Regions from separate parts of the Homo sapiens genome. Here all the other regions are linked to region 1. Evidence: chromatin loops called from intact Hi-C (ENCODE). Cell type or tissue: CD14-positive monocyte. All regions are shown on one strand.

Region 1 (5,000 bases):
AGTCCCCAAACGATAACTGAATCCTACCATGTGCCCAGCATTGGGCTAGGTGCTTCTGGCAATACAGAGGCGACCAATCAGTGGACGTTATCCTCACTGGCTAGACACTGGCTCCCTACTAGACAGGGAGTGTAGAGGGGTGTGTACAAGCAGACAAAGAAGGTTTGCGACAAGTGCAGGGACAATCTAGCTCAGCATTCATCTACACACTGGGGAGTTTACAAATGCTATTGAATGAAGAAATGAACCAATTAATTAATGAATGGTTGAACAAGATGCTGCCTCTCACTTGAGGAGGCTGGGTTTGAGGTCCTGGGCATTTCTCACAGACTTGAAGTCCATGCTGATGCACCCCGCTTCTCCCTGCCTTTTCTGGAAACGTCCTCCAGCCTCATCTCTCCTCCCAGCCCTCCAGGGAACCCCTGCCTGTGGGATACAGCTTTCAGCCTGCGTTGCTCTGGCCCAGAGATTTTTGGAGCTTTACCTCTTGGGCCCTTGCTTTCCTGCTGAGAGGAAAGGATGTACTTTTTTTTTTTTTTTTTGTCCTAGTACGTTGTCAAACTGGCTTTTAAAATCCCAAAGCTCCAAGGCTCTAAGCAGTGAAGCTGCGGTACAAGTGACCCCTCAATCCTCCTCTGCCATGCATGGGAGTGGCTTGCGGGGGAGCTCAGAGCTGGAGTGAGGAAGATTGACTGCAGGGCTGGGGGCAGCCAGCAGCCCCGCCTTCCAGCCTACTCCACTCCTGCTACCCGCTTCCAGCACTGGCCTCCACACAGACATCCAACTAAACACAATACTGTCCAAGGCCTCAAGTACAAGTTAATTAATTCACCAGAGGGAAGGCAGGCTATAAATAACTGATGGGAGCAGAGGGGGCAGCTGGGGCAGGTTTATTCACCAGCGGTTTCGCAGTCTCTGCTCTGGCAATACAGGTTAATGAGCACAGGCCTCCTTGCCGACATAATAGCGACTAAAAATAAAAAAAGAGGAACGAGTCACCCTCCCTGGTGAATCAGACGCCTCCAATTGTAGTTTCCATGCTGATACTGTAATTTTCCTGTTCCTCTTGCTCCTCCAGGGGCTGATGGAAACGGAACCCCCCCACCGCCCCCACCCGAAACCCCGCCGCAAAGGAGGCAGATCCCTTTCTGGTTTGTTTCCCTTCCTTTCAGGAAAGAGAGAGATGGTGGGTAGGCGGGAGGGAGGGCGACTGAAATCCAAGCCCAGACCCCAGGACATGTCAAAGTTGCAGACCCAACTCTGTCTCCTGTGACTAAATGCATGTCATTGCCCTGGTCTATTCCCTCCCTCTAGATTTGTCAGATGAAGAAACTGAGGCACAGGGAGGAAAAGCAACTTGCCAAGAGTCTCCCAGGAGTGTCCCAGGAGTGCAGGAGCCAGGCCCAGCACTCCCCAGCCAGTGCTGTCATCTCTGTTCTGTTCACTCCTCCTATCCTGGCCACGAACCTACACTCCTAGGTCCTCCCCAACGCCGGCTCCTGCCCCACCCTCACTCCACCCCACGCTCCACCCTGACCTCTCCAAGGGACCTATAGGTTGGAAATCCTCCAATTCCCAGCCCTCCTCTGGCCACTTGAGCTGCATATGCAGGTTGCCAGAAGGTTCTTGTTACAGGCCTTTGACCTGGAGGTCCCCTTGACCCACCTGGCTGAGGATAGGTGTGTGGAGCTTCCCAGGCACACGCTCCAACCTTTGGAGGAGTCAGCCAGCCTATACAACGCCTTCGTGTGAATTAGAAAAGGCTCCTCCTCTGGGCAGACACAGCCCATACCAGGGCTTGACCAGTGGGCCTAGGGTGGGTTTCAGGTCCCACTTGACCCAGCCCCCACCAGGTGCCTTTGAGCAGTGCACACACTGGACAACCTTCTCCAACAGGCCTGCCTGCCTCTGTCTTCCTGGAGGCCAGCCAAGCCCCCAAAAGTGTTCCAAGAGAGTAGAACTTTCATGAAAACTAAATGAGTCTCCCCACCTTTGTCCTCACCCCCGACCTCAGCCCCCTCTCCCCAGTGTATATTATGAAAGGAAGAAGACAGACAGGAACTGAATTGCCCATGGGGACCACAGCAGCCCTTTCCTGGAGGGAGCAGGGGGCTTGGGGACCCAGCACCTAGGGGGCTAAGAAGCGCACCACGGGAGGTGGATACAGAAACAGCTAAAGCCAGAGGGCAGCGCCAAGCCAGACTCCAGTTGGCTGACCCCGAGGCCCAGCCCTGCCCCCTGCACATGGGGATGCTTTTGTCCCACTAGGGCTCGTGCCTTAGTGACTGTCACCTGTTGGAGGAGAGAGGCCTCATTCTGGAGAATGGAGAAGGAAGATGGGCAGGAGGAGGGTTGCTCCACCTGCTGGGGGATGCAGTGACACCCTCTGGCAATTCTCTGGGTGCTCCATGACCAGCCACTGAGGACGATGACCATCTGGCCACCGGTTCAGCCACATCATCATTCTGTGACAATTTGCATGGCAGATGTCAAGCCCAGATGAAAGGCCAGTCTGTCTTCTATATTCCTCCTCTCTTCTCGCTCGCTGAAAACTCCCTGCAGAGGAAACTGGCTCTACCTTGGACCACGGGGCCCACGGACCTGTGGAGAAATTATTTTCTGTGGCTTTTCTCCACAGCTCCTTCCTCCAGCCTGCCCAAGCCTATGCGCAGTGAACCCAGGCACTCTCCTTACTCCCCACACCGTCAGCTTCCTGACTCCCTCACCGGCTCTCATCCCCCCACCACCCCCTGCTCCCCCACAAGGTTAACACTGCAGCTCTGGCGTCTTCCTCCCAGGCAGCAGCCTTCTCAGGGCTTCCTTGCTTCCCCTCTCCATCTCTGCCAGTGTCACCAGCACCGTGAGGCCAAGGGGCACCAGGTGAAGGCCCTTACATCTTCTTGTCCTCTCCAGGATGTGAGGCGGGGGCAGGAGAAGGAGAGGAGAGTGAGGGGTGAATTGAGAAAGGCAGAAGGCAACAGTGGTATAGCTGGAGGCCCACCATGACCTTCCACACAGGCCCAGCCGCCCAGACTCAGCACCCTCCACAGCACGACTCCAGAGGCCCTCGGGTCCTGCCACCCAACCTGTGGACTGACGGCTGCGCCCACGCCCGCCTTCCGCCCTCCTCCCTGTCTCCACCGCAGCAGTTTCCCTAACCCTCAGAGACCGCTCCTTCCATCAGCCCCTATCTGCTGCATCCCCAAGCTCCCTCCCTCTCTCGTGGCTCCTGGCCAACAGTGTTGCCACAAGTTCAGCCTCTTCTGGAAAGCATCCCTTTCTTGGCTTCCTGACCCCTTCCCGCTGTGGTCCCACCCCCGCTTTTCTTTCACAGCCAAACCTCTCACCTGGGGGCATCTACACAAGTGTTTCCCACTTCCTCACCTCCCACCTCCCTCAGTCTGGCTGCGGCCCCCTCCAGGCCGCTGAGGCTGGCCTCTGACAGCTGCCTCTGACCTCCTTGTTGCCAAATCTAGCGGACGCCCTTCCTCCCCCATCGCACGTGGGCTATGGACCCGGCCTGGCACTGCCGACACTTCCTCCTCCTTGACACACTTTCTGGCCTCAGCTGCTGGACACCCAGGCGTCACCGCTCTCCTCCCTGATTGTGGGCAGCTCAGCTTCCTCCTAGACGTGGGTGTTGCTTAGAGGGCTGTTCTGGACTCCCTCCTCTCTCACTCCACACCCTCCCTTTTGTTTTCACATCTTCACAGTGCCTTCTCTAAGATAATGACCCCCACATCATCAGCAGCAGCCTGGACATATTCCTTTGTGGTGGGACAAAGGCAGGCCCAGCCAGGGCCCTTCGGCTCACTCTTCCCAAATGGCTTCTGGGTCAGCCCGGAGCCCAACTGGGATGAAAGGCCCCTGAGGTCAAAAGTCATATTCTCTTCCCTTCTGTATCCTCAAAGGGCCCAGAAAAGTGCTAGGCAAAGCTTTAGGCCCCTGCTCTGTTGAAAAAAGAGGTTCAATCCAAATAAAAACCAATTGCAATGTCAGAGACTTACCAGAGGCTAGGGTAAGTGTCCCCTTGGACAAGCCATGGTCCCCCAGGCACCTCACTCTGATCCGCTTCTGCCACAGCTATAATTCTGAAGCAAACCCACATGCCACTCGCTGCATAAACCCCTCCATGGCTCCCCACTGCCTGTCCCCTCTGCCTGGGCTCTCCTGACAACCTGGCCCACTCTCCAGCCTCATCTCCCATGGCTCCTCTCCAGCCTCATCTCCCATGGCTCCTCTTTGAGCATCTTCTTTGTGCCCCAGAATGTGTGCTGTTTCCTAGACACACCCAATACTTTTTGGCCCTCTCTTTTATCTCCTGACAAACTTCTAACTATCCTTCAAGGCTTTCTCTAAAATGTCTCCTCCAGATAGCCTTCCTTGATTCCTCCAGCACACAGTGGTCTCTCTCTCCCCAGCACACTCTAAGAAGTCCATGCCCAACTAAGAGCAGGTGATGTTTGCCACCTTGAATGATAATGATCTGTCTCCCTGCTCTCCCCCATGGAGAGCTCTCTGAAAACAGGCCCATGTCTTCTTTGTGCCCCCATCACTCAGTACCTGTCTTGGTTTGTCTTGGGTGAGTGGATGACGAGAATGAATGAATGAAGGGCCAGAGAGCACAGTGGTTGGGAGAGCAGGCTCTGGAGTCTGACAGACATGTGTCCAAACAGAAGCTCTGCAACGAACTGTGTACATGACTTAGGGTGAGTCATTTGCCCAAAATGGGCGTCAGTATCCTCGTCAATGCTCTGGAAGTACTCGTAGTCACTCCTCCATAAAGCTACTGCAAGAACTCAGTAGAAGCATGCATGTAAGATGGCTTTGCACAGAGTGGGCACCCGGCAAGCATTCCACAAACACAGGCTCTTGGGGTTGTCATTAATCATTGTAGATATTCCCATTAAGAGGACGGGCAAGTGGAGGGTCCAAGGACATCTGGGGAGCTCGTCCATGGGAGATGCATGCCTCCTTATCTCAGCTCACTTCTTTCACTT
Region 2 (5,000 bases), 120 kb before region 1:
AGGTATAGGTATTTATGAAAGCTTCCCAGATGATTCCAATATGTAGACATATCTGAGAACTGCTGCTCTAGGGTGCATTGAGTTTCCCCCAGTAATAAAAAGTAACATCGTCTCAGCAACCATCGTGCAAGTGACTGCTCCTGAGTCAGATCCTCGGCTGGTGGCCCACCTGCCTCATCTTCAATTCCTGCCACTATCTGGTGGTTTTAACCCTGCTTTTCAGATGGGAAAGCTGAGCTTCAGAGTGGCAGGAACTTGCCCACTTCACTTAGCTAGACAGCAGCAGAGTCACGGTGTCCAGCCCGTTTCATCCCAATGTCCTCCTAGGTAGGACAGCCCTAGCTGGCTCTCTGTTTGGAGCATTCTTCTCCAACTTGCTTTGGTTTTCCTGTTCCCTTCTTCACAGTTGGCTTCCAGCAGCACCTTCCCCTTGTTGCCTACATACCTTTCTCTAACCCTGCCATGCCATTCTGGCATCTGCCCAGCCTGTTCTAGCATCAATTTCTTCATCTGTGAAATGGGGATGGCACCACCCACTGCGCAAGGCTTAAACAGGGCATGTAAAACACCTAGCCCAAGTGATCACCCTGGAGGTGGTGGCTTGTCCTCCCAGATCAAATCCTCCTCCAAACCCATGAGGAACTCTCTAAGTCAACCCCACCTCCGCCTGCTGCTCCTCTACCTCTGATTTGAATCTGCCTGGCACTGGGAATCTGGGTCACTCATCTTGCTGGGACTATGTGCAAACTAAGAGTAAATAGGCTCCAAGTAAAGGCCTGAAAGATGGCCCTTTCTGTGAGAAATGCATGTGAGCCTAGTGCATCATCTTTGGCAATTTGTCTTCACTGCATAGGACCCACGAGATGGCTGTGTAAATAAATCAGCTCACTTCTCAGCCTTTTGTATGCTCCTTGAGGGATCCTGAGGCACCGGGCACGCTGACGGAGCTTCATCATTATTTGCTGGCTGTCTATTTTGGAGATCGCCCCTGGTTGGTCACCCCATGATGTATAAGGAGGATGCAGTCCCCTCTAAAGTCAGCTCCTGCTGCTGCTCTGTCCTTACCTCCCCCATCTCTTCCCTCTCTGGCCAAATGCGGCTTCTCAGGAGCCTCTGAACTGGTCCCGAACATCCTCACCTTGATGCTTTTGTGTCAGCTTCCCCCATGCTCCCTCCTCTGTAAGCCCTGCCCTGCTTCCTTTCAGCAAACACTTCTTAAGAGCTTTTGTAGACAAGGAAGGTCAGTGGACCAAGCTCTGAGAGGGAAAGACAAGCCTTACCAGGACCCTTTCCTCAAAGAGCTTCTACCACAGTCCTGGCCTTTGGGTAAGGAGTCCAGTCTGTTCCATTATAGCATCGATTTCTTCATCTGTGAAATGGGGATGGGACCACCCACCTCATGAGGCTTAAAGTAAAGAGGGTGTGTAAAATACCTGGCCCAAATGATCACCCAGGACGTGGAGGCTCATCCTCCTAGAGACCAGACCAAACCCTCCTAGAAACCCACGGAGATCTCTATCAAGTCAACCCTGCCTCCCCTTCTGACTTCCTCTACCTCTGCTGTTGGGCTAAGACAGCTCCTATGAGATCAGTGAGGCTCAAATAAATGTCATTCCTCCCTGCCCAGCTCTTGGCAGGACGAGAAGTTTACATACTCCCTGGGTGGAGAGGTGGGGGTGGGTGCCAGAGCAGAGGAGGGGCTGGAAGAAGCACTGAGTTCCAGTATTTCTGTAGCTAGGTCTTCAGGAGATGACTCTTCACACCAGCCTTTGGTCCCAGCTCTCTGTGCCCTGGGCTCACCTGGACATACCTCTGCATGCCTTCGTCTGCTCTTCCCAGCCAGAGGTGGACTCTGTGAGAGGGAGCTCCCTCTTCCACCTCCAGTGGCTCCTGTAGGCCCAGCCCAAGAGCAGAGGGCCACTGTGTTCCCCCACTAGAGTCTGATTCTTTCGCCCACATTACCTCCAGCCTCTCTGAATACAGGCCTTGAGAGACCTGAGCATGTATGGGCTTCCGAATGCAAACAAGGAGTGAAGTATTTCAAAACCTGGTATTTCACCAGAAACGGCCCTTCAGAGGGGCCCAAAATACACAGCTCGGTGTTTGCACTTCAAAGAGTGGGAGGCCCAGTCAAGGCTCCAGGCAGCCAGGTCTTCCCTGTGTCAACAAGGGGAAGGAAAGCAGCTTGGCCCTGTCTGGGGCATCCTGAGAAAGGGGTTTTCCGACTGCAGCTGGAGAAGAAGGCAGGGCAGGGAAGGGCTGCCAATCCCCGGGGTGCTTCCTGCAGACGGCGTGGAGACCCAGGGGCTTTCTTGTGAGCTCACAGAGGAACCTTTTGGGGAATTCCCCAATGATAATGACAATAGTTCCCGGTTACTGCCTGTGATATGCTAAGCTCTTTCCATGGTTTTTCCCATTCATCCTGATGAGGCCGGCAGTACCAATCTTCCCATTTTGTAGATTTGAAAACTGAGGCTCAGAGAGGTTTGGATGACATGTAGGTTAATGGCAGAACTGGATTTCAGTGCAGGCCAGCCTGCTGCCAAGGCCTGTGCTCCTGATCAGCATGTAAAGCTCATCCCCTCTCCCTCTAAGGTCACTGAGCCCCATCAGGGTCTAGGCGCTGAAGATACTGAGAGAAACAAAGTACAACCCCTGTCTTCACTGAGCTGCCAGTTAAAAGGAGAACAGCCTCGGAGACCAGTGGCCACCATGTGAAAGTGAAAGTGCTTTGTCAGAGGCTTTCTGCACAGTCGTGGGAGTGGGAAAAGGAAGCACTTGCCTCTTCAGGGGCCCTATGGAAGAGGGGGCCAGCAAGCTAAATCTGGAGAGAAGAGATAGCATTTGCCAGGTGGGCAGAAGGGACAGCACCTGTGGCCAGCCAGACCCTGCAAGCTGTGTTTGTTGTGGTCACTGAGTGGGCCTGAGTGCCGCAAAGTGAACCACTCACTCTGAGGTCTAGGTGGGGCTGTGGAACTTGGAGGATTTTAAGGAGCAGGGAGAATGAGCTAGGCACTCTCAAAGGCTCAGGTAGATGTGGAGGGGGCATGGAGCAGACACAGATTAGCCTGTCCTGACCTCTCTTAGCACATCAGACCCCAAGAGGACCCCGGTGACAATTTCTCAAGACCTCATGACAGCAGTGTGGGTAATGATGACACAGTGGTGGTGTCTCAAATGCACCCAAAACTTATCAGTGTCACTGTTTTTGACAGATCCATCCTTAGCCCAGGCCCAAGATGCAGGCATTTTCACTCCCATGGGACCCACGAGAAGAGTGGAGTGGTTCCACATCAGGAGAATGGGACGCTTTGCGGTGTGAGCCGGGGGAGGCCCTTTTGCTTCCCTCTATGGAGCTCAATTTTTTCAGCAGAAAATGAAGTGGACAGGATGATCCCTGAATTCTGGCTTGAACAAAAGCTCCCGCGTGGCGCTGAAGGTGGAGGTGGTTCGGCTCAAGGAATCTACCCTGTGAGCATGAGGAGTTGAGACAAGCCTGGGCTAGGAGAAGGACACCAGCCCATGACCCAGGCTAAGCTCTGTCATGGGCAGGATGTATAACCACCACAAGTCATTTCACTGCTATAAAATAGAGATAATAATCCCTCTCCTGTTCACTTATGGGCTTACTGTGAACATCAAATGAAATAACAAGCACAGAAGTGTTTAAATTGTAAGGTATGGTGTCAAGTTGAATCATCTTCTGGTTCTTGAACCACAGGGACCATTTAACCCAATTTCCTCATATTCCAGAAGAGGAAACAGAAGTTCAGAGTGGCTGTGACTCGTCCAGTGTTCTCTGTGGCAGAACTGAGACCAGCTCCTAGATGCGATCTCTTCTCTTTAACCACCGCTGTGGCTGCTATGATTCAGAGACCTGACAACATTTTGTCATAGAAAAAAATTCAACCACCTCCCCGCCGCCACCCCCCACCCTGCTGACCCTTGGCATGGAGTATCTCTCTGCCTTCAAAAGAAAAGAAGAAACAAATTCCAAACCCCAAACCCCACTAACTGCAGAGCAGCTGCTTCTCAGGGAAAGCGGCCACCCGGAATGTAACGCGGCAGAAACCGGTCTCACTGCCTGCCACCAAGCAAACGTGGCCTGTTCTGATGGCTCAGTGGCCAATGTCTTCCTGTCACCAAGCTCCTCCAAATCGCGGGGGAGATTGTTTTGACATTTGATTAGCCACAGAGTGTAACTTGTGAGTGCTTGAGCAAGCCGACTCTCAAGCAATGGCATCGCTGAGTGCTTTAGCCTGTTAGAGATACCATGTATCAGGGAAAGCGATGGCGGGCAGGGCTCCAAGAGGGAAGATAAGTGGGCTGTTGGGAGAAATTAATACGAAGAAAGGAAGCGGCGAATGAAGTCAAACGAAAACAGGGTCCTGTGATATCCATGACTCATAAATTTCATTGATACCCAGAATGTGAGTTCCCTGCTCTCCCTCGAGTTAGTAAACTGCTTGTCCTCAGGGTGACCCTGCGGGAAGATTCAGGGGCAGGAAGGAGGTGGGAGGAACAGGCTGGAAAGCCCGCATAACTTTTAGGTGGAGCTTGCACAAAATGCTTTCTCTCCTGCAGGGAAGAGCCTATGAAGATGGCCCTGAGAACAGATGAGTGCCTGCCTAGGGCGTGATTCAAGGGGGAAGAGGTCACCAAAGGAAGGCAGGAAGGTGATAATTGTGGGGGTGGGAATGGAGATTGGAGGGACCCAAGACAGAAGTCACAACTGAATCCTTATTTCTTTTTTTTTTTTTTTGAGATGGAGTCTCTCTCTGTCTCCCAGGCTGGAGTGCAGTGACGCGATCTCGGCTCACTGCAAGCTCTGCCTCCAGGGTTCACGCCATTCTCCTGCCTCAGCGTCTCCGAGTAGCTGGGATTACAGGCGCCTGCCACTACGCCCGGCTAATTTTTTGTGTTTCTAGTAGAGACGAGGTTTCACCGTGTTAGCCAGGATGGTCTCAATCTCCTGATCTCGTGATCCGCCCACCTTGGCC
Region 3 (5,000 bases), 74 kb after region 1:
TGGTGGAATAAGTCCATCTGTGCAAGGCAGGCCTTTGAAGGTATTCTAAGCCCTGCAGGCCTCCAGCGGCCCTCAACGTAAGCCAGTGGTGGAGTATGGTTTTTATCAGGAAGGCTGGCGGGAGACCAGACGCCACATAGCCTGCAGAACCTCAGGATACAGGCCGGCCCCGCCAGGGCTACTTGACCCCAAACCATCCCAGGGTCCTGCTCTGGCCTTTGCAGTCCCCAGTTTCCATGTGGTACTAGGTCTTGGCGTGGTGTGGAGAAGGAGGTGTTCTCTTTCTCTCTGTTGCAAAGGAATATTAGGAAATGCATCCGGATTTAGATTCCCAAATGGAACTCCAAGCTGTCCCCTTAATTGATTTCTTTTGCTTCCCTCAAGTCCTCAAAAACGTGTCGACATCCATTTGGAGTTGCCGTCCACCAGGCGCACACTGGCCAACTTTCTTCAATTAATGAGCTGTGACTGAAATTGAGAGCCTCACTTTCCACAGCCACGGCAGGAGATTGACCCTGCCTTGGCGATTAAACAAAATGTCAGTGCTGTGTCTGTGAAATATAAGTTATTAAAAACTGGCCACTCCAGCTAGCTCGGGCAGCACATTATCACTGATGACTATTGTCTTGGCTGTGGCTGGACATCCCCCGACACTCACCTCCAAATTTGGCCTGTTTGCTGCTTGTGCCTTTGCTCAAGTCAGTCCCCCTGCCCTGCACGCCCTCTCTATAGCTATGTGCTTGTCAAAACACAGCCAGCCTTCAGGACCCAGTTATTTGGATTTTTTATTCATTCAGTAAACATGTGTTGAATGTTCACTGTGCACCAGACTCTTGTCATTTATTCATTTCTATAAAAATGTATTAAATGAACAAGACAAACACCACCTTTATCCTCACAGAGCTCGGAGACTTGGAGGGACACATTTTGAAAGATGACTCTTGGCCGGGTGTGGTGGCTCACACCTGTAATCCCAGCACTTTGGGAGGCTGAGGCAGGCAGATCACTTGAGGTCAGGAGTTCAAGACCAGCTGGCCAACATGGTGAAAACCCGCCTCTACTAAAAATACAAAAATTAACCAGGCATGGCGGTGGGCGTCTGCAGTCTCAGCTATGCAGGAAGCTAAGGCAGGAGAATCAGTTGAACCCAGGAGGCAGAGGTTGCAGTGAGCCGAAATCACACTACTGCACTCCAACCTGGACAACAGAGGGAGAGTCCGTCAAAAAAAAAAAAATTTACTCTAAGGTGGCACAGTGGATTTAGGGCAGTGACAGATATGTATGAGTGCTATGGGGTACTGGGAAGGGGCACTGACTTCTGGAGAAAGTGCTATATTTTTTAAACATTTTTGTAATTAAAAATTTCAAATATTTATTTGGAACTGTTTGACGAACCCCTCGGTGCCCACCACCCAGCTTTAGCATCATCGATCATCTCACAGCCAGCCTTTTATCTCTAATCCTATCTGCCTCCCCACACTCTTGTGTTATTTTGAAGCAAATCCCAGACATCATGTTATTGTCTCCATGAGTCCACACCCCTTCTAATCTGTACTGCTCAGTGGCTTTAGGCCAGCTTTATGTCAATAAGGGAGCCACCAAAGTGTCCAAGGAGCACTGACCAGCCTTGGCGTCAGACAAATCTGAGTTCAAATCCTATTTCCCACACCTGCAAAGCTGCTGACTGTGCAAACGACTTACCTACTCTGGGCCTTGCATTCCTCATGTACAAAATAGGGATACCATTTCTGAGTTTCTAGAGTTGTTCTGATAATTAAATGATGTAAAGTATATAAAGTGCCCAGCATGGCACCTGGCCCTGAATTGGTGCTCCATAAATATTCCCTCCCTTACATCACACACCGGGGCCTGTTGTGGGGTGGGGGGAGGGGGGAGGGATAGCATTAGGAGATACACTTAATGTAAATGACGAGTTAATGGGTGCAGCACACCAACATGGTGCATGTATACATATGTAACAAACCTGCACGTTGTGCACATGTACCCTAGAACTTGAAGTATAATTAAAAAATAAATTAATTAAAAAAATATATTCCCTCCCTTGTCTTGCTGTGTCCTGGGTCACTGTGAGAGTACCGTGAAGCAGCTGAGTATGTTTGACTGATATTTCACTTCGGACATGCTAAGATGTGACTGGACATTCCCAGAGGTCAGACTCCTGACCACAGTATAGGCCCAGCCCAGACAGCTATTACAGTAAGACTTCTTTAATGTCAGCCTCTCTCACCTACTCTTTACATAGTGTGGACTACTCTTTAAGCAGACCACTGGTCCACACTGTGTAAAGAGTAGGTGAGAGAGACTGACATTAAAGAAGTCTTACTGTAATAGCTGTCTGGGCTGGGCCTGAACCACCGTCACGTGAGTTCACTGCAGAGAGATGTTGCTTAAGTTTTGCAAAGTTCAAGTCGTGACATTGGCCATTCCTTTCACACTTCACAGTGCTTTGGGAAGAAGGGAGACTCTAGGCAAGGGAGAATGTGTGCACCTAAACTGAGCACTTGCAAGCTTGCTTTTCAAAGGCTCGACCTGCTTCTGGCTGCTGCGAGCACCAGCCTCCTCTCTACTCTGGGTGGCAGCTGGTGATAAAGCCCCAATAACTCAGACAAATGTGGTTGACGCCAGAGAGGAGTCAAGGGCCTGGCTGCAACGTCTGGGGCCAGCTTGGTCTTGGACCTCGCTGTATGTTTACAAGTTTCCTTTGACAATTCAGTTTTGAAGATGGGCTTCATTAAAGGGCAATTATAGGTTAAGTAACTTGTTGGCTCATTGCCTAATGTGGAAAACTCGACTATGACAATCAGATAATTCTGAGATTAAGCAAGACAGCAATTGCTACTGAAAGAAGAAGCTTAGCAAGAGGATAAAAGACTCTCCAGCCATGACCTCATCCCAGCTGCCCGTCTGGGCAGGAAGTCTGGATTCAAGGGGCCAGCAGGCTCTGGGAACCTCTGGCATCGGGGGTGACCTCTTCTGGGAAAGGAGACCACAAAAGGCAAAGTGCTCTCCCATTGAGTGGCAAGATTCCCCTCTTCCTATAGGGCTTAATTCTCCCAGAGGCCTTCTCCTGGGTGCCAGGAGTGAGCCAAGCTGGTCTGTGCTGTGGCCTCTGTTTGTACCCGGCTGTTTTCCATCAGCCCACCCTTGCTAATACCTCCACTTTCCCTCTCCTTCCACATCTCTGACCATCCATGAAGCTTCCCTAATGCAGAAGGGGTGAATTACCTCAATATTCCTTGAGAACTTGGTGTCAGATAGGAAATTTTCTATTATGTGTCAGAAAATCCCACCCCAAACTATGACTTGTACAGAAAGGGGGATTTATATCCTCATCTACTGATGTAACTAACAGGCTCAGAGGGTGTTGACCTCAGGAGTAGCTGGATCCAGGAGCATTAAACAATGCCCTCTCCTCTGCTTGTCCCTTATAAGCCCCATTTTCAGAGCTCTTTCCACACTGTGGCAAGATGGCCACAGAAGTTCTGGTCCAGCTGGAAAAAAAGCCTTGTTTCCTGATGATTCCTGCCAAAGTTATCTTATTTGACCTGATTGGACCAGTGTAAATCATGTGACTGGGTAAACTTCACATCCTGATTGGATGTTCTTTGGTTAGGTGTATGCTCTACTCTACAGCAGGTGGGAGGCTTATTAGGAGCGCATAGCCTGAGGATAAAGGAGGGACAGACCCTCAAAAGGAAATCAGAGTGCTGTTCTCAAAAGAAGGGGAAAGAGATGCCAAGAACCAAAAATCTAACTAATATACTTCTGGCCTCTGTCATGCATTTATTTATTTATTTTTGTTACTATTATTTATCTTTTTTTTTGTTTCTTGAGACAGAGTCTAGCTCTGTCACCCAGGCTGGAGTGCAGTGGCGCAATCTCGGCTCACTGCAACCTCTGCCTCCCCAGTTCAAGTGATTCTCCTGCCTCAGCCTCCCAAGTAGCTAGGATTAGACATGCACACCACGCCCAGCTAATTTTTGTATTTTTAATAGAGACGGGTTTTCACCATGTTGCCCAGGCTGGTCTCAAACTCCTGACCTCAAGTGATCCACCCACCTCGGCCTCCCAGAGTGCTGGGATTACAGGTGTGAGCCAATACACCCTGCCTGTCATGCGTTTAAATGTTAACTTTGTGATAATCCTGTCTCTCAGGTAGATTTTTAGTTCCTGTGGGGCTGTGGTTCTGAAAAAGTGGTTCCCAACAGGCAGCAACAGCATCACCTGGGAATGTGTTAGGAAGTTTCCGGCCCAATCTGGCTCTCCTTGAGCCCCTGGAGTCCCTCAGGTTGGTGGCCACATGTCCCAGGTCTCCATGCCCCTGCTGCATGGAGGGGTCAGTGCCATCCTGACTTAGCCCAGCTGATATTCACAAGGGCAGCATGGGGTGACAGCGAGAGCTGTGGATTAGCAAGGTCAGAACAAGGCTCCCAGACCTGGCCTGGGCCCTGCAGGACACATTCAACCCTCCTGAGCCTCACTTTCCTCATCTCCGAATGAGAGGCTCGGGAGTAAGGATTCTGGATCCACACTGTATGACACTTGGGTCTGCGGAGCTCTCTGCTGGACCCTGGGCAAGAGGCTGAGGTGGGTGCACGGAAAGATGGAACGGTGGTTCCTGCCTTCGCTGACCTTATAGTTCAGTTACATGCGGAACAGTGACACTCGGGTGACTAAAAACCAAGCCAGCTGCTTCTATTTCCAGGTTCAGGAGCAGGACACAAACACATGAGGCCCTATAAGCAGCAGGATACCACTGTGGGCTTTCTGGAGAGGGTGAGCCTTGAAAAGGGAGTTTGATTAAAAAGTAAAGGGAACACCCTCGAAGGAGGTGGGGAAACTGCTGAGCAAGGGCATGGAGACGGGGTTTTGTCGTGTGTTTGGAAGTGGGGACAAGACTCCCTGGCTCTCCCTTGCTTAATATGACACAGGCTGTGTCTTCCTCCCCGCACCTCGTAAAATCTTGCCTCTTCTGCCCC
Region 4 (5,000 bases), 240 kb after region 1:
GACGGGCACCCCCACGGCACCCCAACACGGGGGCTTAGGGACTCCCACATCTCCATTATGAGGGCTCAGATTTGTGGGCCAAATTCAAGCCTGAAGCTTCTCTGTTATTTGGCTGCAAAAGAATTCCTGGTGGGAGTGAACACCACCCACCCCTAACAAGGTGTCAGCCCTTTACCTTCTAGCTCCTGCTGCTCCCAAACCCCAGAAAAACCCACTCTGATTTGGCCTTGAAAACCAGAACAGTGACCCTTGCTGGCAGCCAAATGTTTGCACCACAGGCTCTGACATCCAGGCGTCTTAGGGTTGTCTTAGACATCCAGACAGCAAGACAGGCAGTGGGCAGCAGACCAGAGGTGATTGAATGGCCAACTACACCCCATGTGAGAGCAAAGTCCATGAGGGATACCCCTCTCCCCAATTCTTCTGGGGCCTTCCCTCCCCATAACACTTCCATCTGCCCAGACAAGGGCTTCTGGTGCCAGGGGCAGCTCCCTTCTTATCCTTTATACTTGGCTGTTTGTGCAGACCACACAAAGATGAGTCATGCTGAAAGGCAGAACCTGCCCAGGGCTCCGTGAGTAATTTAGGCACTCACTCTACTTCTATTAAATCCCCTTCCCTTGAGGATATTAATGGGAAAGAAATCTGACTAAAGTAATTCACACTCAGGTGTAGCTGACTAATAGCACTATGCGGGTGGGGAGAGGTGGGGAGGATTACCTTTTAGGTGTCTTGCTAACCCCAGATAGAGGAAGAAATCTCAGGCAGTTGACCAACCCATGATATCAGCCCTGAAGGCAGCTTAAGAGAAAAGGCAGGGGGTTGCATTAGTTCCCCAACATCTCTGCCGGGAAAGGACCTCAAGATCCATTATGCATTTGTGAGGTTAATCACAGCATCATAGCTGCTCAGAGTCAGAAAGACCTCACAGGCCAGGCAGACCCCTGGGGTATGCAAATGTGTGCAAACTAACATCCAGATTGGCATTCATTATTCTGTGGTCACCAGCTGAGGGACTTCTGTGTGGAGCACAGCTACGCTGCTGGCAGGAGCCCTGATGTGGAGCAACAATATCCTACTGGAAATGCCCAGGGTGGCCTTGGAGAAACTCCAGAGGGGCACAGGGATTGGCCTGCTGGACCCAGCTCTGGAGGACCAGCCAGAGATGCACACACACTCACTCAAGATGAAGTGCAAGCCTGTGTGTTTTAGTAAAAGGCAAATCTGAAACCGCCTTTGCAAAAATCATAACTAAGGAAATTATGACAGTGAGAGAAACCTGACAGGGCTGACTCCATCTTGTCTCAAGCCTCACAAGTTGGCTCTCTTTGCTCATTCTTGGGCTTGGGCCAAGCTAACTCTGGGAGACATTTATAGTTTAAATAACAGCTCTTCCCAAAAGCTAACGTGTTCTTGTAAAACAAATAAAAGGCCACCAAGTTAGGATAAGAGGGGCTTGAATTCTAATTATTATCAGCTATTGTTCTGGAGGTCATAAGATTTACAACTTCTCCAATTACTCTTGAAGATAACATCACTGTTGTAGAACCTAACATTGGCCTTTTGAGATAACTTTTCAGTTTTTTGCATGTCTGGCAACCTGATGGCCCCAGCTGGACCTGCCAACCACTTCTGTGGCCCCCACCCAGGAACCGCCTCAGCATAAGAGGACAGCTTTGACTCCTTATGATTTCATCCCCAAGCCAACCAATCAGCACTCCTGACTCACTGTCCTCCTACCCACTAAATTATTCTTAAAAACACCGATCCCTGAATTCTCAGGGAGACTGATTTAAGTAATAATAAAACTCCAGTCTCCCGTACAGCCGGCTCTACATGAATTGAACTCTTTCTCTATTGCAACTCCCCTATCTTGATAAATTGGCTCTGTCTAGACAGCAGGCAAGATGAACCTGATGGGCAGTTACAAATCATGCAAAGATGATATGAAGCAAATTACAGGGGAATGACCACAAAACAATCACCATCTCTCCCTGCCTGGTAAGGGTCCTACAACCCTGACAGAGGCGGTATAGAGCGGCAAATCAGGGGGAAGGGATAGCCTCTCACCACACCCAAATGTCCTCCAGCACCATCCTCCTTGGTCTGTTGCCCAGCAGTGCTCTGGGCCAGATACCTGTGCTCGGCACTGAGGGGCACCCAGTGTGACTCAAGCAGAGTCTCTCCCCCAGAAGGGGTTACTGGAGCCACATGTCCAACCACCAGGTCAGGTGAGAACTGAAGCTCAGAACCTCCATGCCAGGATGGGTCTCCATCTGTCCATTATCCACTACTGTTGTGTAGACTGTGCAAAGATGAGTATCAGGCTGGGCGCCGTAGCTCATGCCTGCAATCCCAACACTTTGGGAGGCCAAGGTGGGTGAATCACTTGAGCCCAGGAGTTCAAGACCAGCCTGGGCAACAAGGAGAAACCCCACCTCTACAAAAAATACAGGCACACACAAAAAATTAGCAGGGTGTGGTGGCACGCACCTGTAGTCCCAGCAACTCAGGAGGCTGAGGTGGGAGGGTCTACTGAGCCTAGGAGGTTGAGGTTGCAGTGAGCTGTGATTGTGCCACTGCACTCCAGCCTAGGTGTCAAGATGAGACCCTGTCTCAAAAAAAAAAAAAAAAAAAAAAAGAAGAAAAGAAAAGAAAAGGAAAAGATGAGTAACAGCTCTCCAAGGCAGGGCTCACCCAGGGCCTCACAGATAACCACTCATGTTGAACAAACCTTGCCTCACCAGGCTCTTAAAAGTGAATTTCAACAGAGGGACAAGTGAATGGAATGAATAAATAAATATTTACCATGTAGTATGAGTCAGGCACAGCAAATAGGGTGTCTTGTTTACTCACAGTGGCCTTAGGAGGAAGGTATTAGCATCTCCAATGGACTATTGAGGAACTAAGACTCAAAAAGATTAAGTGCCTCACCACGTCACACAGCTAGAAATTGATATGACCTCCACATTCATGGAGAAGTGAGGGGAAGTGGAGGGAGCTAAGGTTAATGTGGGTGATGTCAGAGGTACTGGTGACTTGCAACTGCCCTCCCCCTCATCTGGCCCCTCCCACTTCCAGCATGCACTCTCTCACCCACCTCATGCCCCAGCACTCACACACAATTCATGCTGTAGAGCACAGTTGGGCAAGGCAAGTGGCAGCTTTGAGCTCCCTCTGGAAGGGGCAGGGGAGGGGGAAATCATGCCCTTAGAGGCCCCTCCCCAACCCCTCCCTCCCCACCCCCAATCTGCTGCAGCATCTGCCTCCCCAGTGTCAGCATCAAAGATTCATCAAAGCTGAAGCCCAGCAAAGTGTGTGCTTCACATCTCTAAATGTGCTTCTTCCCAATGAAAAATTCAGTGGAAAATGCAGGGAGTTAAAGAGGGGAGAAAAAAACAGATTTGAGAAGGAAACAGGGAAGGAAGAAGAGAAAAGAGAGCTGCCTCTGCACTGTGGTTCCACTGAATCCACCCACACTTACTGAGCATCTGCCTTATTTAGGGCACTGTACCAGGCACAGAGGTGCGACCGCCAAATACAGCCTCATAGGCTGCGCACTGCACAACTTTGGGGGAACCATTCCCAGAGATGCATTCTGGCTCCTGTCCAAATGGCGTGGGAGTCAGGAGGCCTGGGTGTCTGAGTCTGCTCCGCCACTCATTAGTCATCTAACATTCTTGAGTCTCAGATTTCTCACATCCAAGCCAGAGGTTCCAATACCCACCCCTCTCTTCTTCCAGTGCCCTGAGGAACATGTGCACAGGTTGTAAACTGTTGTGATAAAAAGAAAGTAGATAACTCATCCTACAGAGAAGCCCAAACAATGGGTTCAGGAAAAGAAGAGGAAGGGACCATTTCCAGTGGGGACAGTAGAGGGGGCTGCTTCCTGGAAGAGATCTTTGATCCCAGTTGTAAAGGATAAGGAGGAGTTCAGCAGACAAGCCACTGTGACAAATGAGCAGCTACTGCAGGTCCAGGCAGAGTGACAATGTGGGCAAACACCCAGATAGAGGAATGAACAACTTGGGCAGTGAAAGGGACTGTCTGGTTTGGCCCAGGAGGAGCTGGTGTAGGAAGTCCAACAGAAGGATGGACTTAGCTGATAATAAGATGAAAAAAGATTTTATCACTACAAGGAAGGCCTTGAGTGGCCTGCAGGTGTGGCAAGGAATCAGGAGATTGCTCGCCTCCACCTCTCATTGGTTTTGTCACTTTAGATGAGTCACAGCTTCCCTCAAACCTCAGTTTCCTCATCCATAAAATGAGGACATCAGACCAAGTGATCTGCAAGTTCCTCTTTTGGCTCATTTGGTCTGTACTTCTAGTTCTAAGAAGTTGTTCCGTTGGCCATGGGGGTATCCCAAGAAGCTCAGGTTGACAAGACTTACCCAGGGCTTCCTCATAGGGCACCCCCAACCCTACATCCTCATTTCAAATCAGTCTCTTGTTGCTGTGCTTTGGACAGAGGATCCTCCAAGTACATGTGAGTGAGCCTTCCTGGACGTGAGGCTTTACCTTCCTCTACAGTGGAGACTCAGCACAGCTCCCACCCCACCCGGCAGACAAGCCAGGAGCACCCACACCTAGAGCAGCCCTGAGTAAGCAAGCAGCACTCACAGCGCTGGTGTCACTAGCTTAGGCCCAGGAACGTCCAGGGTGAGCAGTTGTACCCCACAGGCTGCACACTATGCCCTGCACACCAGCATCCCCAGCCAGGTGTGACCTGAAGATAAGTCTCCACATCCTAGCCAGTCACATGCCTCTCAGACAGAACCAGAGTGACACTGTGAAATAACAGGTCCCTGAGCAACCTACACATGGGCAGGGCTGGGGAGCTTCCAGCTTCTGTGACTAAACCTTCCCTCTCCTCCCCTGTGGGAAGTGTGGTGCCTCCCCAGCCCAGCTCTGGGAGCAGCACAGAGGAGCGGTCTCTGGCTTGGGCCTTGGGGTTAGTTGTGTGAGCTGAGAGTCTCAACTCCACTCCTTGCTAGCTAGAT
Region 5 (5,000 bases), 200 kb after region 1:
CAAATGTCCCCTAGAGGAAAAAACTGCCCCCAGCTGAAAAACACTGATTTAGATCGTCAAAGACTTCAAATAATACAATAATCAGATAGGTTATAAAATAACAAGGTATTAAAAAAGTAAATGATGGAATAGAAACAAAGGATCGAGGAATAAGGGACAACAAAATGTACAGGCAGATGTTTATAAAAGGATCAAGTAGAACTTCTGGAAAAGAAAAAAAGAAATCTTTGAAATTAAAAATTAAATGGATGTGCTTGACACACAGATAAAGAAAGAATTAATGAATGAGAAGAGAGATTTGAAGAAATTACCACAAATGCATCAGGGAAGCCAAAGAATGGAAAATTTGAGAGACAGGTTAAAAGACAAGGAAAATATGAGAATGGTTAAGCTATGATTAATCTGTGCTCCCTCAAAAAAGTAAAAAGACAGTGGGAAAGAGGCCATATTCGGAGAGATAATGCCTGAGACTTTCCAGACCCACATATGCAGGAAAACTGAAAGATTCCAGGCAGGATGAAAGTGCAGGTTGTTGTGAGTTGCATGTATTAACAGAAAAGTTGAGGACTGGCTTGGGTGTGGTGACTCCCTCCTGTAATCCCAGCACTTTGGGAGGCCAAGGCAGGTGGATCATTTGAGGTCAGGAGTTCGAGACCAGCCTGGCCAACATGGTGAAAACACATCTCTACTAAAAATACAAAAATTATCTGGGCATGGTGGCATGTGCCTGTAATCCCAGCTGCTCCAGAGGCTAAGGCAGGAGAATTGCTTGAACCTGGGAGGTGGAGGCTGCAGTGAGCCAAGATTGTGCCATTGTACTCCAGCCTGGGTGACAGAGACTCCATCTCAAAAAAAGAAAAAGAAAAAGAAAAGAAAAGTTGAAGACTGAGCCTCCAGGGTTCCTCATTGAGACTGAGGCACAAATTCAACCCAGGGATCCATGGGAGGGCCACCCTGGCATCAACAGCAGGGGCCATGGAGTCCTCAAAGGGAGAAATCACTGTGGACAGCTGGCCAGAGCACAGCCTTGAAGGATGGGCTTGTCCAATGATGAATCAAGAGACCTTGGTCTGAGCCTTGTATTTTACAGGGCACCCAGGAGGTTCCCTGGGGATGGAATTTAGAAGGGTGAAGAGAGTGAAGAGGAAATGGGATGGTGTTCTAAGCAGGGAGGAAAGCATGGGCAAAGGTGTGGAAGCTAAACACTTCCTGAGCCAAAAGGGAGTCCTGTTGGGTCATACTGGGGAACACTCAGGGGAGTAATTAGAAACTGGATTGGATGAAGAAGGTAAGACCAGGCTAGGGAAGTCCCTTGAGAGAAAAGCAGAGGCTTTGGACTTGAAACTCGAGGCCAGGCATTGGCAACTATAGCCTGAGGGCCAAATCTGGCCCACTGCCTATTTTTATAAATAAAGTTTTATTGGAACAGAGCCACACTCATTCATTTGGTATCATCTATGGCTGTTTTTGAGCAACAAGAGTGGAGATGAGTAGTTGTGGCAGAGACCACATGGCCTGCAAAGCCTATAATATTTATCCTCTGGCCCTTTACAGAAAATGCTTGCTGGCCACTGCTGTAGGTGGGCACAGCCAGTCAATGAGGCTTTTCAGCAGCCACCAAGATGGTAAAGACAAGCCTAGCAGTGGCTGAAGGACAGGGTGTATTCTAAGAGGAAGGAGAAAAGTGCCTAACTTCTATTGAGTTCCTGCCCTATGATTTTCCTTCACCCACATTATCATTGTTACTTCTCCTAACCACCCTGCCCAGAAGCTGTTACTATCTCCATTTCAGAGATGAGGAAAATGGGGTCCGGAGAGGTTAAGTGACTTACTCAAGGTTACCCAGTGCTTCAGGGCAGAACTGAGATTTAATTTCAAGTCGGTCAGATTCCAAAGTCAACGTTCTTCCCACCACACCTCATTGCCTTTCAGGGCACTGAATATCCCAGGTGGGAGGGGACAGCCCCAAGTCAATGAATTGGCTACTGTGTGTCACAGCCTGCAACAGTCCAAACTGGGGAGATGGTACGTGTTTCACTTCCCTGAGAACAAATGTAGAGGCCAAGTCTGATCTGCAGAGGGGACTTCTGCCCAGGGTTCTTCCAGCAATTGCTCTCAACTTGTTCAAACATGGACTCCACCCTGTCCCCTCCACCCCATGCCTCCGGAGGCACTGGCTCTGCCAGGAATGCATATCGTTCCATCTTCCCCCAGCCTCATCTCACAGCCAGATGCTAAAGGCAGTTGGGAGATACCATCTCCCCATCTACAAAACACACACACACACACACACACACACACACACACACAAGGGTTGGAAGGCCTGCATGGTGTCACCCACAAGAGATGACCCAGTTGATTTGCAGTGAAATTGCAACACAGCCTCTGCTTCCACCCCAGCTGATCCTAAGCCCTGGAGCAGAGGGGAGCTGGCCTTGTTTCCACCCCTAGCCTGGCTCCTGTTCCTCTCGTGACTAATTCAGATCCTCATCTGACAGCCACCCATGACCACTTCATCCAGAGAGGCCCCAACAGACCTGCTTCTTGGTTTTGCGGTCAAACTGGTTCTTGAAACTTCCCCAGAGGTCCAGCAGGGTTTACTCTGTCTGTGGGGAACTGTAACTGGCTGCCCCTTGGGGTTGAGCTGGTTGAGGACTTGAGAAACCATGAGAAGGAGGTCAGGAAAGTACAACTTCTACCTGAGACCTTGGTTATCTGTATGGTGTGTAAGACAATAGGAATCCACCCAGTAGATCCCAATGGATGGGTCTGTTCCTTATCAGCTCCCCATTGGCCCAGAAGCCAGGCCAGATAAGCCTCTGACCCCAGTGTTTCTATCAGGAAATGAACACAAATATAGGCAGACAACCTCCCCAGAGTAGGTGGGAGGAACCCTGTGACCCCCTAGGCTCATTGGCTGGCTCTAACGAGCAATTGCTACACCCTCCTACTCTCTTGCCTTGGGAAACAGTTAGAGTTACCTGTCAGCTCCAGGGGAGACTAGACCCACACCTACTCATGAGCTGGGGTGTAGCTCTTCTGGATGCAGAGGGAGAGGACAGAATGAGAGACACCTGCCCATGCTACCCACCAGCCTTCCTCAGACATGGTTGCCAGCTCCTTGTCACAGCCCCACTTTGTTCTGCTGTGACCACAGTGTGTGCTCACATAGGAGAGTAGAAGGAAAAAGACCAAGAGAGGATAAGGCAAACAAGATTTCATGAGCATCTATTATGTGCCAAGCTCAAAGCTGGGCACACACAAGCATCATCATTTTTTTTCCTTATGCAGTGACACATCCATGATTTTTTAGACTCTGCGTGTGCATCATTAAGACACAGCATAACATAAACGTGAAAGGCAGCTGCAGAGACAGCCCTTCCTAGATCCCTGCTCTGCTGCTAACTATCTGCGTGGTCGCAGTTTACACATCTATCACATAGGAACTAAACAATAATAATTATTTCATACGGTAATTACAACGATTGAATGAGGTCATTTATATAAAGTACTTGGAATAATGCCTGACACATTGAGAATAAAATAGTAGTGTTAATTGTGATTTTTTTTTTATCATTACCCTCTTTTACAGCTGAGGAAATCAGACAGGGCTAGTGACCTATGTAAGGTCACACAGCTAGAAAACCGCAACACAATTAGCCAGGCATGGTGGTGCACGCCTGTGGTCCCAGCTGCACCAGAGGCTGGGGTGGGAGGATCCCTCGAGCCCGAGAGGTGGAGGCTGCAGTGAGCCATGATCTTGCCACTGCACTCCAACCTAGGTGACAGAGCGAGATCCTATCCAAAAACCAGCCAAACAAAAGAGAAATGGCAACACTGGTATTCATATCCGGGTCCATCTGATACCACTACTCCCCATTCAAAGATTTTAGTCCTTAAGGGTCAAGTTAAGAAGAGAAGCTCTGGAGTCCTTGAGCCCCAGAGCAAGGCCCCTGCAAAGGCAGCTGCCAGAGACTATGGCAGTCCCCAAAGAAGGGAGAGAGTCATCTTGATAAAGTCATGGGGGTAAGGCACTCTAGAAGGGCCTTGGGACTTCTCAGTAGTCCCAGGGCAATGGCTCTGGAAGAAAGCCATTTCCAGAGGTTGCCCATCCATGAAGACCAGCCAATGATTATGCCGAAAACACTCAGGGAGACAGCTCAGCAAGGCCAGTGGGTGGTGAAGGGCAAAGTCAGTGGGTGGTGAAAGGACCCCTGACCACAGATAAACATAAAACCCCACTGCCCAACACCAGAGCAGATGCATGACTAGCACCCACCTGTAAATGGTGGTAGCTGAGCATTGTATCACTCAAGACCAAAGTGGCAGAAGCCACTTCTGGTGAAGCATCCTTCCGTGGCAAGCCCACATCTAGACACAAAGTGGGCCAGGTGTCTGGAACCTAAGGGGAGCTTCCCAGCTCCCTGAGTATCCATTTTTCCAGCTGTGAAATGCAGATGATCAGACCCAGCTTCCAGGGCAGTTCTGAAGACTAAGGTTGGGTATACACAAGACAGAGTAGAAGGTAAGGTACAGAGTGTGATTAGCTTTCCTCCATGCATATCAGGGTGCTGGTAAGGTGTACTTGTGACCCTCTGCTCACCACTGTGCTCCTAATGCTCCTGCCCAAACCTGCTTCCCATTCCTTCAGAGAACTGGCTTCAAGATGGGCTTCTTCTGAGCTTCTCTCAATGTGACCCCCACACCTAATGGAGAATAAAACTGCAACTTGAATATCCCTGGACAGGTGTAGCTGATAGTTTTGTCTCCATGTTCTGGGGACCAATAAACATAAAAACCCTGACTTCCTCCAAAGATACTGAGTTTTCCATCATCAGTAGGTTAAAGGCAGAGGCCAGCACCACTTAGAGAAGAGACTGCAAAAGGGATTCATTCATTGAATAGAAGCCTTCAAAATCCACAAGGGTCGTCCTGAGCCTCTGATGCCCTGTGGTTGGACTTCATAACTACTTGGAAGGCAGAGCTCAAAGCCTTCTTGA

Evidence for each region. Hi-C counts contacts between places; a loop is a spot of excess contacts. Peaks named below come from ENCODE experiments on the same cell type or tissue, not always from the same donor. Only the 100,000 strongest peaks of a DNase experiment are listed, where the experiment ranks them.
Region 2: a loop joins it to region 1, with 2.7 times the contacts of the local background. A loop is called at or near these places in 2 of 110 quality-filtered maps.
Region 3: it touches region 1 in a loop (2.4-fold over the local background); 2 of 110 quality-filtered maps call a loop at or near these places.
Region 4: it touches region 1 in a loop (8-fold over the local background); 4 of 110 quality-filtered maps call a loop at or near these places.
Region 5: it touches region 1 in a loop (6-fold over the local background); 12 of 110 quality-filtered maps call a loop at or near these places.

What each region holds. Positions count from the first base shown.
Region 1 is chr15:70,263,406-70,268,405 of GRCh38, forward strand. No RefSeq gene overlaps it. Among named protein-coding and RNA genes, the nearest start is that of TLE3, 170 kb to the left of the region's middle. RefSeq lists an enhancer at 3,243-3,896. In CD14-positive monocyte, CTCF peaks have their summits at 1,917 and 2,366 (motif pointing left); DNase peaks (open chromatin) are centred at 996, 2,396, 3,556 and 4,726; H3K4me3 peaks cover 3,527 bases; H3K27ac peaks cover 4,550 bases.
Region 2 is chr15:70,138,569-70,143,568 of GRCh38, forward strand. No RefSeq gene overlaps it. Among named protein-coding and RNA genes, the nearest start is that of TLE3, 43 kb to the left of the region's middle. RefSeq lists enhancers at 1,224-1,729, 2,234-2,737, 2,505-2,604. In CD14-positive monocyte, no CTCF peak of the experiment used is centred here; DNase peaks (open chromatin) are centred at 2,253, 2,723, 3,793, 4,473 and 1 weaker place; H3K4me3 peaks cover 2,454 bases; H3K27ac peaks cover 3,199 bases.
Region 3 is chr15:70,337,361-70,342,360 of GRCh38, forward strand. No RefSeq gene overlaps it. Among named protein-coding and RNA genes, the nearest start is that of LINC02205, 170 kb to the right of the region's middle. In CD14-positive monocyte, no CTCF peak of the experiment used is centred here; DNase peaks (open chromatin) are centred at 2,391 and 2,881; H3K27ac peaks cover 910 bases.
Region 4 is chr15:70,505,189-70,510,188 of GRCh38, forward strand. It overlaps LINC02205 (long intergenic non-protein coding RNA 2205), which reads right to left and starts at 740. Exons shown (of 2, transcript NR_146562.1): 1 at 721-740. RefSeq lists an enhancer at 629-678. In CD14-positive monocyte, no CTCF peak of the experiment used is centred here; DNase peaks (open chromatin) are centred at 543, 2,843, 3,643, 4,303 and 1 weaker place; H3K4me3 peaks cover 264 bases; H3K27ac peaks cover 3,897 bases.
Region 5 is chr15:70,460,767-70,465,766 of GRCh38, forward strand. No RefSeq gene overlaps it. Among named protein-coding and RNA genes, the nearest start is that of LINC02205, 43 kb to the right of the region's middle. RefSeq lists enhancers at 1-45, 2,087-2,166. In CD14-positive monocyte, a CTCF peak has its summit at 2,583; DNase peaks (open chromatin) are centred at 2,035 and 2,475; H3K4me3 peaks cover 856 bases; H3K27ac peaks cover 2,575 bases.